2 separate regions of the Mus musculus genome follow, and region 1 is linked to region 2. The links are chromatin loops, found by intact Hi-C in ENCODE. Cell type or tissue: left cerebral cortex. All regions are shown on one strand.

Evidence for each region. A loop is a pair of places that touch in the nucleus more often than their neighbours do. Peaks named below come from ENCODE experiments on the same cell type or tissue, not always from the same donor. Only the 100,000 strongest peaks of a DNase experiment are listed, where the experiment ranks them.
Region 1: it touches region 2 in a loop (3-fold over the local background); 16 of 42 quality-filtered maps call a loop at or near these places.

The regions. Positions count from the first base shown.
Region 1 is chr5:122,920,917-122,928,916 of GRCm38, forward strand. Kdm2b (lysine (K)-specific demethylase 2B) reads right to left here. Exons shown (of 23, transcript NM_001003953.2): 12 at 469-555. Among named protein-coding and RNA genes, the nearest start is that of Gm33118, 17 kb to the right of the region's middle. In left cerebral cortex, a CTCF peak has its summit at 4,735 (motif pointing right); DNase peaks (open chromatin) are centred at 4,767 and 6,431; H3K4me3 peaks cover 204 bases; H3K27ac peaks cover 410 bases.
Region 2 is chr5:123,042,877-123,050,876 of GRCm38, forward strand. Morn3 (MORN repeat containing 3) reads right to left here and starts at 4,140. Exons shown (of 5, transcript NM_029112.2): 1 at 3,755-4,140. The coding sequence starts at 3,899. In left cerebral cortex, CTCF peaks have their summits at 1,154, 3,236 (motif pointing left) and 6,580; DNase peaks (open chromatin) are centred at 3,201 and 6,546.

The DNA.
Region 1 (8,000 bases), 120 kb before region 2:
TAAATGCTGAAGCCAAGGGCAGGTGGACGGAAGACATGGAAGACACGTGAAGGCTTGCATGGTGCCTAGACATCTGCCAGCCCCTTATCTACTAACCCTTCTCCCGAGCCCCAGCTTAGACATTTTTATGTTAAATGCCTATTAGTTTTATGAAAAGAAGTCACACTGAGAGGAAGGGAAAGTCTGAGAAAGGCAGGAAATTTGAGACAGAGGGAGCCTCACTCCCGTCGTGTTCCCAAGTGGCCTCTACCAGTGTCCATGGCTCCCAGTTAGCATAGCTGCTAAAACCAAGTTCTTTGAAAAGGAAAGCATTTGCAGTGAACATTTCCTTCAAACCAGTCATGCTAAGCGGGGTGCCCTCGGCAGGATCCCGTCCTCATGGATTCCCGTACCCCCACCCCCAAAGGATAGGCAGAAGGCAGCGGGGAAGCAGTGGAACGGGAAAACGGGAAGCAAGGTGGGCCTTACCTTTGCAGTTTTCTTTGGCCAGCTGACCACAGGGACCCCGGTGATGGCCAGGGTGGGGTCGTCATCCACGTGCTCTTTCAGTACATTCTGTGGCCAAACAAAGGATCCATATTAACTGAGGGTGAAGGAAAGATCCCTAAAGGAGGCCAAACTAAACCCTTGAAGAATTGCAAGCTCAGCCGGGCAGTTGGTGGTGCACACCTTTAATCCCGGCACTTGGGAGGCAGAGGCTGGCTGATTTCTGACTCCCAGGCCAGTCTGGTCTACAGAGTGAGTTCCAGGACAGCCAGGGTTACCCAGAGAAACCCTATCGCAAAAAGCGGGGCGGGGGGACAAAAACAACCCCCGCCCAACTATGTCACCTAGAATTCCTATGGACTTACAACATTACAACATACAACATCCATCCCGCTTCCCAAAAATGTTTTGAGACCCGATTTCATTTTTTAGCTCTGGCTTGCCTAGAACCTACAGAGATCCAGGCATGTAGCACATTGCCCTGAATTTACCAGGCACGTACCATCTTGTACCCAAAGTGACACCAAACACTTGTCCGGAGTATCACAGACTCTCTCTCTCTCTCACACACACACTTTCTATCTGTAGCGTATGCTCACGTATCCTGTCCTCAGAGAACTCGGAAGTCAGAGGAGGGCACTGGGTAACCTCCACTCTCTCTCTCCACCTCAGTCCTTTGGGACAGAATCTCTAAATGAAAAACACACAGCTTGTGGTTTTGAGGCTAGGCGAGCCCAAGAGCACCTCCCGTCCCCGCCCACTGGAGTGTTGGGATTACAGGCATGCGTAGAACCAAGGCCAGCTTTACAATGGGGTGCAAGGATTTCATGCTTGGAAAGCAACTATTATTTTATTTTATTTTGGTTTTGTCGAGACAGAGTTTCTCTGTGTAGCCCTGACTATCCTGGAACCCACTCTGTAGACCAGGCTGGCCTTGAACTCAGAAATCTGCCTGCCTCTGCCTCCCTGAGTACTGGGATTAAAGGCATGCGCCACCATGCCTGGCTCAGGTGGTGGTTCTAACGCACGCCTAAATATTCTCAGTAATTGAGAGGCAGGCAGATAAATTTGAGTTCATCATGTGCAGCCTGGTCTACAGAGCGAGTTCCAGGACAGCCAGGGCTACAAAGGGAAACCCTGTCTCGAAATAAATAAATAAATAAATAAATAAATACATACATACATACATACATACATACATACATACATACATACAAAAACAACCACCACCTGGCCCACAAACATTCTTACCTGCAGAACCACCCTTGTTTCACTTTTAACCAAGTAACCTGCAAAGCAGGTAGATGAGCAGCTTAGAATCTCTGAAGTCCCTAAGTGCAATGATGTTCTCAAAGAAACAAATAAAAAAACCAACCAGGGAGCTGGAGAGATGGCTCAGGTTAAGAGCACTGACTACTCTTCCAGAGGTCCTGAGTTCAATTCCCAGCAACCACAGGGTGGCTCACAACCATATGTAATGGAATCGGATGGATGTCCTCTTCTGGTGTGTCTGAAGACAGCTACAGTGTACTCATATACATGAAATAAATAAATCATTTAAAAACAAAAAACAAAAAACCAACCAACCAGGCATGGGGTGGTACACGCATTGGGCTGGGGAGTTAAAGGTTATTCTCTGCTACACTGTGAGTCTGAGACCGGCCTTGGCTACAGGAGACCCTACCACTAAACAAAACAAAAAAGACTAAAAGACAGAGAATGGGGGAGGGAAAAAGGAAAAAAGGCTTTCATACAGCGCTTGGACAAAGTTCAGCGGGGTTGGTTGACAAGTCTGAGCCCTTAAACACAGGTTTCTGTCCCGTCTTGGTTCCCTACGTGGAGAAGTTCTTGGGTGTAAAGTCTGGTCTCCAGGGCAGAGTTCTTCCTTACCCAGGGGTATCATCCCCAGCTTTTACACTTTTCTAAGCCATGGTGCCCCCAAATGTAAAGGAGAGACGATTCAGTGGAGAGCTTCTTACACAGGAATGAGGTTCTAAAGTCACCATGCCAAAAAGCCAGAATCTGGTAAGAGTTCAGATCACCCTTTAGGAACCTGCAAACTGCTCACAAAGCAACAAACACCCTGTGGTACCCTGGCATCTAAACCCAATACACCCGGCACAACTGATTTCTTTCTGTCAACATCGAAACTAGATGGCCAGCTAAAGGCATTCTTTTGGCGGCATTTAAGAACACTGCCAATCATAGAAGGACATTTAATGGGGATAGCAGAGGCACTCAGAAGATAAACACAGGTAATGGTTATTTTACACTTAAAAAAAAAAAAAAAGTATTTCGTGTTTGTGTGTGCGCGTATACACATTCATTGGAACAGGGGCGCGCATGCTTGTATGAGGTGACGTCACAGCGTGCTTATGCGGTTCAGAGGACTCTGTAGAGTCAGTTCTCTCTCCCCACCTTCACAACTCAGGCTGTCAGGCCTTTCTTTCCCTCATGAGCCATCTTGAGATGATCCTGGCGTTTATTTTCAAGACATTTTCTCTCATTTGTATTAGCAGACAGGAATCCAATCCACTTCTAACTGACTCTATGGACTATCCTGTTTGCTTGGTCACCGTCTGATTGACTGATTTTCTGATACAGCAAGCCTCAGTCTTCCAGCTCCCCATGGGAGGCAGCCAACAGCACAGAGGTCACCGGGGTGGCCCGGGTTCGAATCTTTGCCCTGGAACACCCAGCATCACTGACCCACAACGGCTAGTTATAAAATATCTTTGTCGACTATGTTATGATTTAAATGAACAAGGTCTCCTGCAAGCTCGTGCACGTCAACACTTTGTCCCCAGTTAGTGGCAGTTTGGAGAGATGACAGAACCCTTCCCTTCTTGGACTCTGAGGCCTACAGGGCAGAGATAGGGCAGTAAGAGTGAGGCTGGAGGCTTCCTGGCCTGAGCTCTCTTCTCAGTCCTGTCTGCTGCCAAGGCACAGCAAGCTGAGCTGGTGGCTTCTGTCACCATGCCTCCCCTGCCGCTATCAATGAGCCTCTGATGCTGCAAGCCAGGACATTTGTCTCTCTGACTGATGTTGCTTCTGACAGATATTTTGACCAAGCATAAGAAGAACGACTGACACACTGTTGTATACCCAATATTGTCTAACCCAATAACTATGTATAACAATGACTAAAGAAAGCTTCCAGCAGGTAAAACTCAAGACATAAAGCTTCGGTCCCCTAAAGGACAGGCTAACAAGATACCTGACCAGAGCTCCCCCAAACCACCAAAAACCATAAAACAAAACAAAACAAAACAAAAAACAAAACTGACAAACCCCTCAAAACAGGGGCAGTCTGAAACACTGGCTAACCAAGAAAAAACAAAAAAACCCTGAGGAGGAAATTAAATGTTGAATCAGGGACAAAATTCTGGGCAACAAAAGGTAAATATTGCAGAAATCTGAAGAAATAACAAAATATTAGTTTTAATAATTGTGCCAAATGTATTATACTAAGATGTTAACATACTTGAGCTGTTTTATTTTTCTGAATTTTCCATAAACCTAAAATTTTTCTTGCTGGGTGAATGGGTAAATGCCTTTAATCCCAGCATTTGGGAGGTAGACAAAATGAGCTCTGGACAAGTTCAAGGTCAGCCTGATCTACAGAATGAGTTTTAGCCAGACTTAGTGAGATCCTCCCTCCACAAATAAATAACCATGCATTAAAAAAAGAAAGAAAGGAGGCCAGGAAGCGGTAGTCCACACCTTTAATCCCAGCACTTGGGAGGCAGAGGCAGAGGCAGGCAGATTTCCGAGTTCAAGGCCAGCCTGGTCTATAGAGTGAGTTCCAGGACAGCCAGGGCTACACAGAGAAACCCTATCTCTAAAGGGTTTCTAGCCCCCCCCCCAAAAAGAAGAAAATCTAAAAAAAAATAAGGTATTAATAAAACTGCTTTCTTATTTAAGGACATGGCTATGTATATCTGGCTGCCCTTGAACTCAGAAATCTACTTGCTTCTGATTATTATTATTATTTCCTTTTTGGTTTTTCAAAACAAAGTTTCTGGCTGTCTTGGAACTCTGTAGACCAGGCTGATCTCAAACTCACAGAGATCCACTTGCCTCTGCCTCTCAAGCGGTGGAATTAAAGACATGCGCCACCACACCCAGCTCCTTTTTATTTTTTAATTAAACACATTAGCTTTAAATTTTTCCCAAGGTGCCCTTGTATCCCAAATCTCCTGTACTAAACAATGCCAAGTTCCCTTCTGTGTACAGCATTTGATGGCCACTAGGGGGCACAATGGCGCCTGTCTTCCTGGGGTGTATTTTCATTTGTAAAGGCGAAATTTAGGGGAGGCTCGTAGCCTAGTGCAAGATTTTTGTCTCAGAAAAAAATGTTCCGGAGGGAATGATGTCACAGGATTCCTTAGGCTCTGCCTGAATTGACACATTCTCAGGGACCGTGGAGCACACAAACAGAATGAAGGCTGTGTGTCCTCGGTGTCCCAGCCCCCTAAGGACCACACCCTGTAAGCCCATGGCTCTCGCCAATCCCAGAGCAAGCTTCCTGCCCTCACCTGGCTCTTGCTGCTGGAAACTGCCCCATGTATGACCTACCAAAGGAACCTTGCCTCCCCCCATCATGCCAACTTCTCTCCAAGAATTTAATTTGTTAACAAGAGCTTTGGCCTCCATTGCTCCCCAGAGTGGGGTGTTAATCACTGGAAGCCCCTAGCCTATGCCATGACTAAAAATACCAGCACTAAGAAGGCAATGCCTGGCATTAGGATTGGAGCTCCAACAGTGGGGTTCATGAGGGGGCTGTAACAAGGCCAGAACTGCTGTTCTGGGGAGCACCAGGTGACAGTTTATTCGGGTCTCAGAACCCCTCCCTCTATTCCTATCTGCACCTGGAAAAACAAACAAAACAACCACTTCATCTGTAGTAGACTGCATTACAGTCCTCCCCATAAAACTGTGTTTAAGTCTTAACTCTAACTTCCAATACACGCAAACGGAAACTTCTAATCTTATGTGGGTAAGAGGTCTCTACACAGTAAGGTGAATCCTAGATCCTGGATTAGGATGCTACCTGGATACCTGATGCAGAGTCCTTCCCCCAGGCTCCTGAGGTTGCATAGGCAGGGGACAAGATTCTGTGATCACACTGGAAGCCAGCCAGCCCCCCTGGGCACTTACTTCCTGCCTTATAGCTCCCCTCTGAGGAGAAGCCTCCTTTGAAGTAGGCAAGAAGGTTTTACAGAGTCAACAGAGCTGGAGGAGGAGACTCTGTGACCCAGCACACGCAACATTCCCAAGATCCTGGGCCAAACTCTAAGCAAGAGAGAGAGAGAGAGAGAGAGAGAGAGAGAGAGAGAGAGAGAGAAACAAATCTAGATTGTACATCTCTCGCTGTCTTGAAAACTGGTAACACCAGAAACGAGGATCTTTAGAAGCAGGTGGGTGCCAGGGTGGAGAATGCTAAGTCCTCAAAAGAAAAAAGGCTCTGCCCGGTCGGGCAATGGTGGCGCATGCCTTTAATCCCAGCACTTGGGCGGCAGAGGCAGGTGGATTTCTGAGTTCAAGGCCAGCCTGGTCTACAGAGTGAGTTCCAAGACAGCCAGGGATACACAGAGAATCCCTGTCTCAAAAAACAGCAACAAAAGGCTCTACCCATTCCTTACAACATGGCTCCTCTAGCTCTCAGACCAGACCGGTAACAAAACTGTCTTCACCCCAAAGTGTCTGAAATAATATCAGCCCTAGCTTACGGAGAACTTCAGGCCCCTGCTGGGCTTTACATGTGTCAGCCGTGACAATGGATCACACCTTCTCCTATTTTTACCATGTCCCCAAGAACGTCAGCTACATAATGGACTGTGCAGGGACTGTGTGACCTGACTCCACAACTGTCCTTAAAGCCAAGCGACATCTGTTTGGACAGTGGACTCCTAATTTAGAACTGACATCCACAGCCCACTCCGAATTTAGGACTTTCTTCTCTCTCATGCTTGGAGTGTGATGCCAGAATACAACAACTGATCTCTAGGCTGCTGAGAAAGAAACACTTGGCCCAGCACGTTAGTTCGTGACGATAATCCTGACACTGGAGAGGCTGAGACAATACTGCCACAGGATTAGGACCAGATCGAGCTCTATATAGCCTGGGCTAGAGAGCGAGACTGTATCCAAAGAGTGAGGGAGTAGAGGTGAAGGGTGGGGGCAGGGGTGGAGGGTGGGGGGTAGGAGTGGGTGGAATAAAGATGGAAAGGGAGGGAAGGAAAGAGGGAGGGAGCTGGGAGGGAAAGAGGTAGGAAGGAAAGGGAGAGAAAGCCTTTTTAAAACAAGAAATGTGTCTTTCAGCCCTACAGCTGTGTAGCCCCTATAATTCCCACTGGCCCCACAATTCGATTGCAGCCCCACAATTCCATGCACACGGATATGATGGTTTTCTATACCATGATAAGGTGAGGCTAGCCAGAAGAGCATGGACTCAGGCCAAGAGGGCGGGGCATAGAGTAGTTAATGATGGTTGGGCTGCACTTTGCCCAATCATGGAAGCACCTTGCTTCATCCACCTACACTCTCGGTCATCCCTGCCCATGTGCTAAAGCCCTCCACAGCCCTGCCACATACCTGGCTATACTCTAGTCCCTTAGAACTGATCCGAGGACTACAGTCATCCTCAAATACTTACACACCCCTCTATCCCCTCTACCCAGAGCCACCACTCTCTCCGAGTTCTAGCTGAGAGCAGGGATGTTTCTAGGAGAGACGCCTTGCTAGCCAATCCCATCTTACAATTATTTACTTCGTCCCATGATTGTTGCTAATCAGTGTGTCCCCAAAATTCATGTGCAGTGAGAGCCCCAGGCTGTGACTATGGGGACAGTTTCAATACATTTAATCAATTTGACCTGAGTTTCCGCTGAATTCATCTGGGCCTGAATTTAATGGCTGGTGTCACTCATGGACAATATGGGTGGATGGGGTGTGGGGAGGGAGAGAAAGAGAGAGAGAGAGAGAGAGAGAGAGAGAGAGAGAGCGCACCATTATGATCTGTCTTAACCATGGCTTCAGGTGGGAGGGATATAACAAGGACTGCAAGCTGCCACAAGAAGAGGGAGGAGCCAAGGGCAGGCACTTCCTAGAGCCTTAGGCATAGGAATGGCTCTGTAAACATCTTCTTGCTTTCAGACTCAGCAGTCTCTTAGTCCCAGAAAACAACTGAACACACGGTGCTCTGAGACTGCAGTCCTAGGAAACTAATGCAGATGGTAACCACTCCCTAAAGAACAGATGAGAGCTGGAGAGAGAGAGGCGGGTAAGATCCCGGGACCAGAGAGGCTGGCCCAAACCAATGTCACTGTTCCTCAAAAATAAGTTCCCTGCCGTCCTTGTGCTTAGCTCTTCCTTTTTAAAAAGGGTCCAGCCAGGCAGTGGTGGCACACGCCTTTAATCCCAGCACTCGGGGAGCAGAGGCAGGTGGATTTCTGAGTTCGAGGCCAACCTTGTCTACAGAGTGAGTTCCAGGCAGCCAGGGCTACACAGAG
Region 2 (8,000 bases):
AAACGGTCTGACCCAGGGCTGAGGCAGCGAGAGTCTTTTCCTTGGATTTTTGTACACTTCATTTCTATATTTTTATAATGCTGTGGATCAAATGCAAGGCTCCGCTTACACCAGGTAAGCTGTTTACTGCCCAGTTAGCTACTTGACACAAGCCAGAATTGGTTTTGAAGAGGGGGAAAAAAAAGTCTCCATCAGATTGGCCTGTAGGGCATTTTCTCGATTGGTGGTGAGTGTGGGAGGGCCCCAGCTCACTGTGGGTGCTATCACCTCTGTGTTAGAGATCCTGGGTGCTGTGAGAAAGCAGGCTTGGATGGGGGTGGCTGGAGAGATGGCTTAATGGTTAGGAGCTCTTGCTGTTCTTACAGAATCAGGGTCCGGTTCCCAACACTCTTGCCTGACAACCTTCATGTTAGACGTGAACATGGTGCACACACATACATACAGGCAAACTACTCACATAAAATAAGTAAATCTAAAAGAAGACAGCACAGCAGGGCTGGGCAATCCATGAGGAGCAAGCCAGTAAGCAGCACTCCACCATGGCCTCTGCATCAGCTCCTGCCTCCAGGTTCCTGCCTTGAACTTTCTTGGTTTTTGGGTTTTTTTAAAGATTTATTTATTTATTTTGTGTATATGAGTACACTGGAGCTGTACAGATGCAGATGGTTGTGAGCCTTCATGTGGTTGCTGGGAATTGAATTTAGGATCTCTGCTCCCTCCTGCCCAAAGATTTATTTATTATTATTATATAAGTATACTATAGCTGTCTTCAAACACACCAGAAGAGGGCATCCGATCTCACTACAGATGGTTGTGAGCCACTATGTGGTTGCTGGGATTTGAACTCAGGACCTTTGGAAGAGCAGTTAGTGCTCTTAATCGCTGAGCCATCTCACCAGCCCTTGCCCTGACTTTCTTTAATGATGGACCTTGATGTGGAGCCAAAATAAACCCTTTCCTCTCCAAGTTGCTTTTGGCCATAGTATTTAGCACAACAACTGGAACTTGAAACCTAAGTAAGATAGCCACTGAGCTATATTTCTAGCTCTTGTATTTTAAATTTTATTTATAAAAGAACGTTTTTAAACATTTATTTTTATGTGTCTGTGTGAACATGCCATGTGACTGTAGTACCTAGAGATGCCGAAAGAGGGCGCGCTAAAACCCCCAGAGCCGAAGTTCCAGGTGACTGTGAGCCACTGGATGTAGATGCTGGGAACTGAATTCAGGTTCTCAGCTCTTTTTGTTTGTTTTTGAGACCCGGCCACGTTGTGTACATCAGGCTGGCCTAAAACTTGCCATGTAAATCAGGCTGGCCTCCAGCTCAGAGATCTATCTACCTCTGCCTCCTGAGTGCTGGGCTTAAAGGTATGTACCATCAAGACCAGAGAGCAATACTTGCACTTAACTGCTGAACTCTCTCTCCAGCCCAACCCTTGGGTTTTTAAATCTAGAGCAGGTAGGGCCTCAGGCTTATCTCATTTGCCTAATGATATTTGAAATATTGTGAAATAAGATATTCACGCTGGGAGATAAAATTTGATCTAGGCTATCCCTGAGAAGGGCAAACTCACCCTGCATCCAGAACAGGGCTGCTAGCCTGTCCCCTTCTTTTCAACAATGTTTGTCCTGCAACAAAGAGAGACAGGGCTTGGGGAGAGGTGGCTCAGTGGTTAAGAGCACTTGCTGCCTTTGCAGAGGACCTGGGTTCTGTCCCCAGCAGCTCACAACCACCTGTAACCCCAGTTCCAGAGGGATCTGACACCCTCTTCTGAACGCCATAGGCACCAGGCTCTCACATGCTGCATATACATACATACATACATACATACATACATACATACATACACATCAAGGCAAAAACACTCATGTACATGAAATAAAATAGATCTTAAAGAAGACAAGACTCACCATGGTCCACGAGGCACAATATATTTATTAGATACTTAGCTCTACAGACATGAGTTTTCTCTCTCTCTCTCTCTCTCCCTCTCTGTGTTTTGCTTTGCTGTTTTTTTAAAGACTTATTTATTTATTATATGTAAGTGCACTGTAGCTGTCTTCAGACACTCCAGAAGAGAGCAACAGATCTCATTACGGATGGTTGTGAGCCACCATGTGGTTGCTGGGATTTGAACTCATGACCTTCGGAAGAGCAGTCAGTGCTCTTAACTGCTGAGCCATCTCACCAGCCCTTTGCTTTGTTTTTGAGACAGGGTGTCATTATGTAGCCCCAGCTGCACTGGAACTTGCCAGGTAGACCAGCCTGGCCTTGAATTCACTGAGGTCATCCTGCCTCTGCCTCTGGAGTACTGGAACTAAAAGTATGAGACACCGCAGTTGGATGCTTCCTTCCTTCCTTCTTTCTTTCCTTTCTCTCTTTTTAAATTTTATTTTGTTTTGAGATAAGGTCTCATGTAGCTGAAGCTGGCCTTGAACCCCTGATCTCCCTACATATTGTCTTCCAAGCACTTGGGCACTGCAGGAATGCACCATCATACCTGGCTTCTCCAACCCCAACTTGCTTTGGGGGAGGGGGATCTTAGAGATAGGGTCATAGCCCAGCCTTGATCTTCCTACCTCAGACTCCTGAGCCAGTAACTGGGCTTATAGGTAATGTATACTAAAACCACATCCAATTCTGACCCACGTTCTCTCCCATTACTCTTTGTTCAGCTACACTGACTTCTAGTCTGTCCCTCAGTCAAGTTACACTGACCTCCCTAATTCTAATTCTACAGTTTAAGGTCTAAATTTTAGACGAAAAGCCCCTCAACCTGGACACATCTTTATCCTTTCTGCCTAGCTCAAACATCACCCTGCTCCTGTCTTCTTTGTTACTCCCTCTCTTCCCCTCTCTGGTGCCCTCTATAGCCTAATACCACCTCTTCAGTAGTCACTTCTTCCCAGGTCACCTCATTTGGGAAATGTGATGGTAGTCTACTTTGCAGAGTCTCCCCGAGCACCCTTGCTCTGAGCAATCTTGCTGCGTGTACTTTATAAAGAGACATTGTTGCCACTTAACAGATGAGAAAACCTATAGATAAGGTATTCTAACAATGCAGGCTCAGGGATTCTAGTGTAGATAACCCAGGAAGGCAGGAGAAGAAAGTGGTTAAGTCTGGAATTGCAAGACTAGAGCTTTTAAATAGAGTCCCCGTCCTACCCCCATCCATCCCGGACAAACGTGATTTGCAATGTATCGGCCAGAACCCATTCGCCCCCTGCTGGTTAAGACTTGAGTCCAGGCATACAGGAGTAATCATGGTCACTCAGTTACTTCTGGGGGGTTGGATAGGTCCAACCTGTGTCTTGAGGCCCAGACCTTGTGCCCCCACCATCTGCAGAGCATCAGGGCAGCATCTGAAGCCCACAACGCCTACTGCAAGTCATTTTCTTAATGTGTTGACCTTTTCAACCAACCCCAGGCTCTGCTACCCTGTCAGAAGACAGAGAGCGATCCAGCACCCCCAGAACCCCACCCAGCTTTGGGCTGGCTTCTGATGATCCCTATCCCATTTTTGTTTTCTGTCCCTAGACTCTGGCTCAGCTGAAGTCAGGGCTGACTTGGACTTCAGAGCCACAGCCCCCTGCTGGTCCCGGTTCTGGTCACTAAGTGGGGTTGGGAACAAAACAAGATCGCTTATGTTCTTAATGGACTCTGTAACAGTGCTTTTTGTTTTGTTTTGCATTGCCCACCCACTCTGACCCCACGCTGGCCACTAATCCCCGGAGGCTCTCCCGCTTAGCTTACCGTGTTTCAAGTTGCCCTTCCATTCGCCCACGTAGTGATCGCCGTTCACAGCAAACACTTGGTGTCTCAGTCCGTTCTTCTGGGCTTTCCGGTCCCACCCTTTCCACGGCGGCTCTACTTTCCTTGGACACTTAGTGACCGGCATGCTGGCTGCCTCTGTGGTGTTGCGGGGGTGCTAGCAGGAGGTAGGGGCATCAGGGGCTCAGTGACTCCCGTGTATCCTGGGGATCCTGGTACTTCCTGGGGAGGTGCCTGCCTGAGTTCCAATAGGGCAGGTCATTTGTGTTCTGAGTCCCCAGGGCAGGTGAAGAGCCCTCAGTGGGGATCCCTCTGTGCTGGACTGACCCACAACAGTCCTTGCCCTTGCATTCTCCTAGGGTCCATCTGTCAGGGATGTGATGGCATAATTCCTTTGGAACCCAGGGATTGTGATGACACTGGAGAGAAGCTGCCCCTGGGAAAAATGATGCTCACAGGTGACTTAATGACTTGAAAGACCAATCAGGAACCGACTTTGGTAGAAGAGACTCGAAGTAAGAAAGATCAGATGGTACCAAGTACTGGGACCACTCCAGGTGTATCAGAGGGTATCAGGCAGACAGCTGCCTGCCCTGTTAGCCCTTGCCCTACGTACCTGGTAGATGGGACAGATGAAGCTCAGGGGTTGCCTTTCAGCAGGGGAGATCCCACAAATCAGAGACTGATTTCATGGTGACTAACTGTCCCAGACTGCAAGTCTAGCTATACAGTGAGACCTTGTCTCAAAACAAACACAGTTGGACAGCCCTTGGCTCACTGGTCATCCTTCCACATCTGAGCCCTACGACTCTTATCTGGTAGAGCCATAGACTCTAGAGGGAAACAGTGGGTGGCCCAGGGTCTCCTCCCCATGTCTGGGAGCCCCGACCTGTTTTCCTCAGGTCCCCAGAATCTCCAGAAGGGATTGTTCATGTCTTTCCATCTGTCTCCAGCTGGCTCATGGGTGATAAAAACGTTCCTATCTACATCCTGGGGACCGCAATCTCCCTCAACTAATACAACCACATACTCCATAGGTTCTGAGGCTGTACAAATCCACTCCCATTAAATCTTGCACCGGCAGCACATACACACAGGTGCTGCCAATCAAAATATCCTCAGGTTGAAGCCAGTTCTAGGAGGTCATGGTATCTTAGCATCCACCCACAGGGTCAGCCTCACAACCTGTGTGCTTCAGGTTGGACACTGTGCCTGCCACCTGTGCATGTTTTACAGCCTCTGTTCCCACAGAGGGGACTACTGGCACATGACTTTAATCCCAGCACTCAGGAGGCAGAGGCAGGAAGATATCTGAGTTCAAGGCCAGCCTGGTCTACAGAGTGAGTTCCAGGATAGTCAGGGCTACACAGAGAAACCCTGTCTTGAAAAGCCAAAAACCCAAAATAAAAACAAAACAAACAAACAAAAAAATCAAAACAAAACAAAGCTTGCTTTTTTTTTTTTTTAATATGGAGTCTTGCTATGGCTCTGTGGCCCTGGCTGACATGGAACTCCATACTCCATATGTAGACCAGATGTAGACCAGGCTAGCCCCTAATTTGCATTATTCTTCTTGCCTCCTGAGTGCTGGCATAAAAGACATGTACCACTACACTCAAGTTCATTCATTCATTCATTCTCTCTGCCCCTTTCTGTTTCTAATAGGGTGTCATGTAGTACAGGTTAGACTCAAACTCCCAATGTAGCTGAGAATGACTTTTTTTCAATCCAGGGTCTCATGTAACCCAGGCTAGCCTCAGACTCACGATGCAGGATGACTTTAAATTAGCGGTCCTCCCAACTCTACCTCCTAAATGCTAGGATTGCAAGCATTAGCCTTCTTGCTTGGTTTATGCAGTGCTTAGAATCAAGCCCAGGGCTTCACACATGCCAAGCAAGTACTCTATCTACTGGTCCTCAGGCAGTGGTCTTAACCGATGAGCCATCTCTCCAGCCCCATACTGGCAGTTCTCCACGTGCCCTTTAATTGTTGTGTAGAGATCTGGCTTCTTGGCAGGGCCTCAGATGGAGAGTGGAGGACTTGAGAGGGGAGCCATGGTATAGAAGGTTTGTGCTGCTGTCAGAATCCTGAGGCTACCAATCTGCATTTGCAGTATCTTTATATATCCTTCGAGAACAATCCTGATAGTACCTTTTCCCTCTGAAAGCACCCCTGCTCTGGCCACCATTCTCAGCAGAGATGACTGGGGCCATGTGTTTTTTTGTTTCTCACTGCACCCAAGTGCCCACACATAGTAGGTTCTCAACTAAGGGCAAAGAGATGCTGGGAGTTGTAATGCAACCCGTAATCCTAACTGCTGGAAAGCTGAGGCAGAGGAATCACCACAAGTCTGAGGTCAGCTTGGGAGTGAGACCCTGTCTTGAAAAAAGCAGAAACTAGAGAAGGAGAGGATGGCCCAGTGGTTAAGAGCAGCACTTGTGCTGGGCATGGTGGCCCATACCTTTTAATCCCAACACTCAGGAGGCAGAGGCAGGCTGATTTCTGAGTTCGAGGCAAGCCTGATCTACAGAGTGAGTTCCAGGACAGCTAGGGCTATACAGAGAAACCCTGTCTTGAAAAAACAAAACAAACAAACAAACAAAAAACTAAGGAGAGCTCTGTGGACACTGGAGGGGAGGGGACAGACAGCTGGGGTCATTCCCGAGCTCCAGCCCCTTCATCCACTGGCTCACCTGTAACAGCAGCCTTGGACTTCACTCAACCCGCAGCTGAAGTTGTGAGTCTTGGGCCTAGGGAGGTTGTTATGGCAACGCCAAAACTGACTGACTTGCTGTGCCCGCCTCTTCCTGCAGAGGCAGGGTAGCGGGAAACTTTAAGGGAAGGGAAAGTCTTATTTGTTTTTCGCCTTAGGACTTTTGAGTATCTTCCGGACGCTCTGGAGACCATCTCCGGTGGAAGATGCGCGGTGTACACATTTTACAGATGCAAAATTCTTGCTCTGCTCACAACGCCTTGAGGATCCTGGAAGACCTGCCTAGCCTCTTCACTTTTCCCTTTATCCTGTCCCCCTAAGCCTCCCCATTCAGCCTTTGTCAGAGCTACTACACACTTGCTTCTCTGCTGTTCCTGGAAAGTGCACCATGTACCTGCCTCCTGCCTTGGGCTCTTCTGGGGGCAGCTGCCAGGACATCTCTTCCTCCACCGGAGAGTGTGGATCTTGCCTTCAGACGTCAGCTCCAGACGCAGGAGTTCTCAGAACCGCCCTATTTAAAATTGGAATCTCCGTGTGCTTCATTGCTGTTTATTCTGTTTAAGCACTTAGCATGGCTGCCATCTGAGTGAGTGTTGGTTTTAAAGGCAACCTCACTTTCAAAAAATAACAAAGAAACAAACAAAAAACGACAAACCTCTCAAACAGAAAAAGAAGGGGGCGGGCTGGAGAGGTGGCTCAATGCTTAAGAGCACTGTCTGCTCTTCCAGAGGTCCTGAGTTCAATTCCCAGCAACCACATGGTGGCTCATAAACCTCTTTGATGAGATATAAATACATCTTTAAAACAACAACAACAACAACAACAACAAAACATAAAAAGAAGGGAGGCCAGTGAGATGGCTCAGTGGATAAAGCCACCCACTGCCAAGCCTGGCAACCTGAATTCAATTCCTGGTGCACACTGTGGGAGGAGAGAGCTGACTCCTGCGTGTTGTGTCTGACCTCCACATAGCGAGCACACGCATGCACATACAGAATCAAAATGTCCAACACTCGAGAAGGCACAGCTGGAACAGACACCTGTGGCTTCCTCTTCCTGCACTTAACAGGCGCTGCTGTGCCGGGCAGTGGTGGCGCACGCCTGTAATCCCAGCGCTTGGGAGGCAGAGGCAGGCGGATTTCTGAGTTGGAGGCCAGCCTGGTCTACAGAGTGAGTGCCAGGACAGCCACGGCTACACAGAGAAACCCTGTCTGGAAAAACCAAACCAACCAAACAAAAACCAGGCGCTGCCATTCTGCCTAATCTGAAAACAGAGAGGGTTTTGTAGGCTTTTATTCTTGGAACCTGCCTCTGCCTCCATCATAGGCATGAACCACGAAGCCTCTCTCCTTCCACCATCAACCTTTTTATGTTCTTGGTGACAAAAATGACCGGCTCCTAACGACCGGCTCCTTATGCCCATCACTGTGTTGTTTTGTTTATTTTATTTTATTTTTCAAGATAGGATTTCTCCGTGTCGTCCTGACTGTCCTGGAACTCACCTTGTAGGCTGG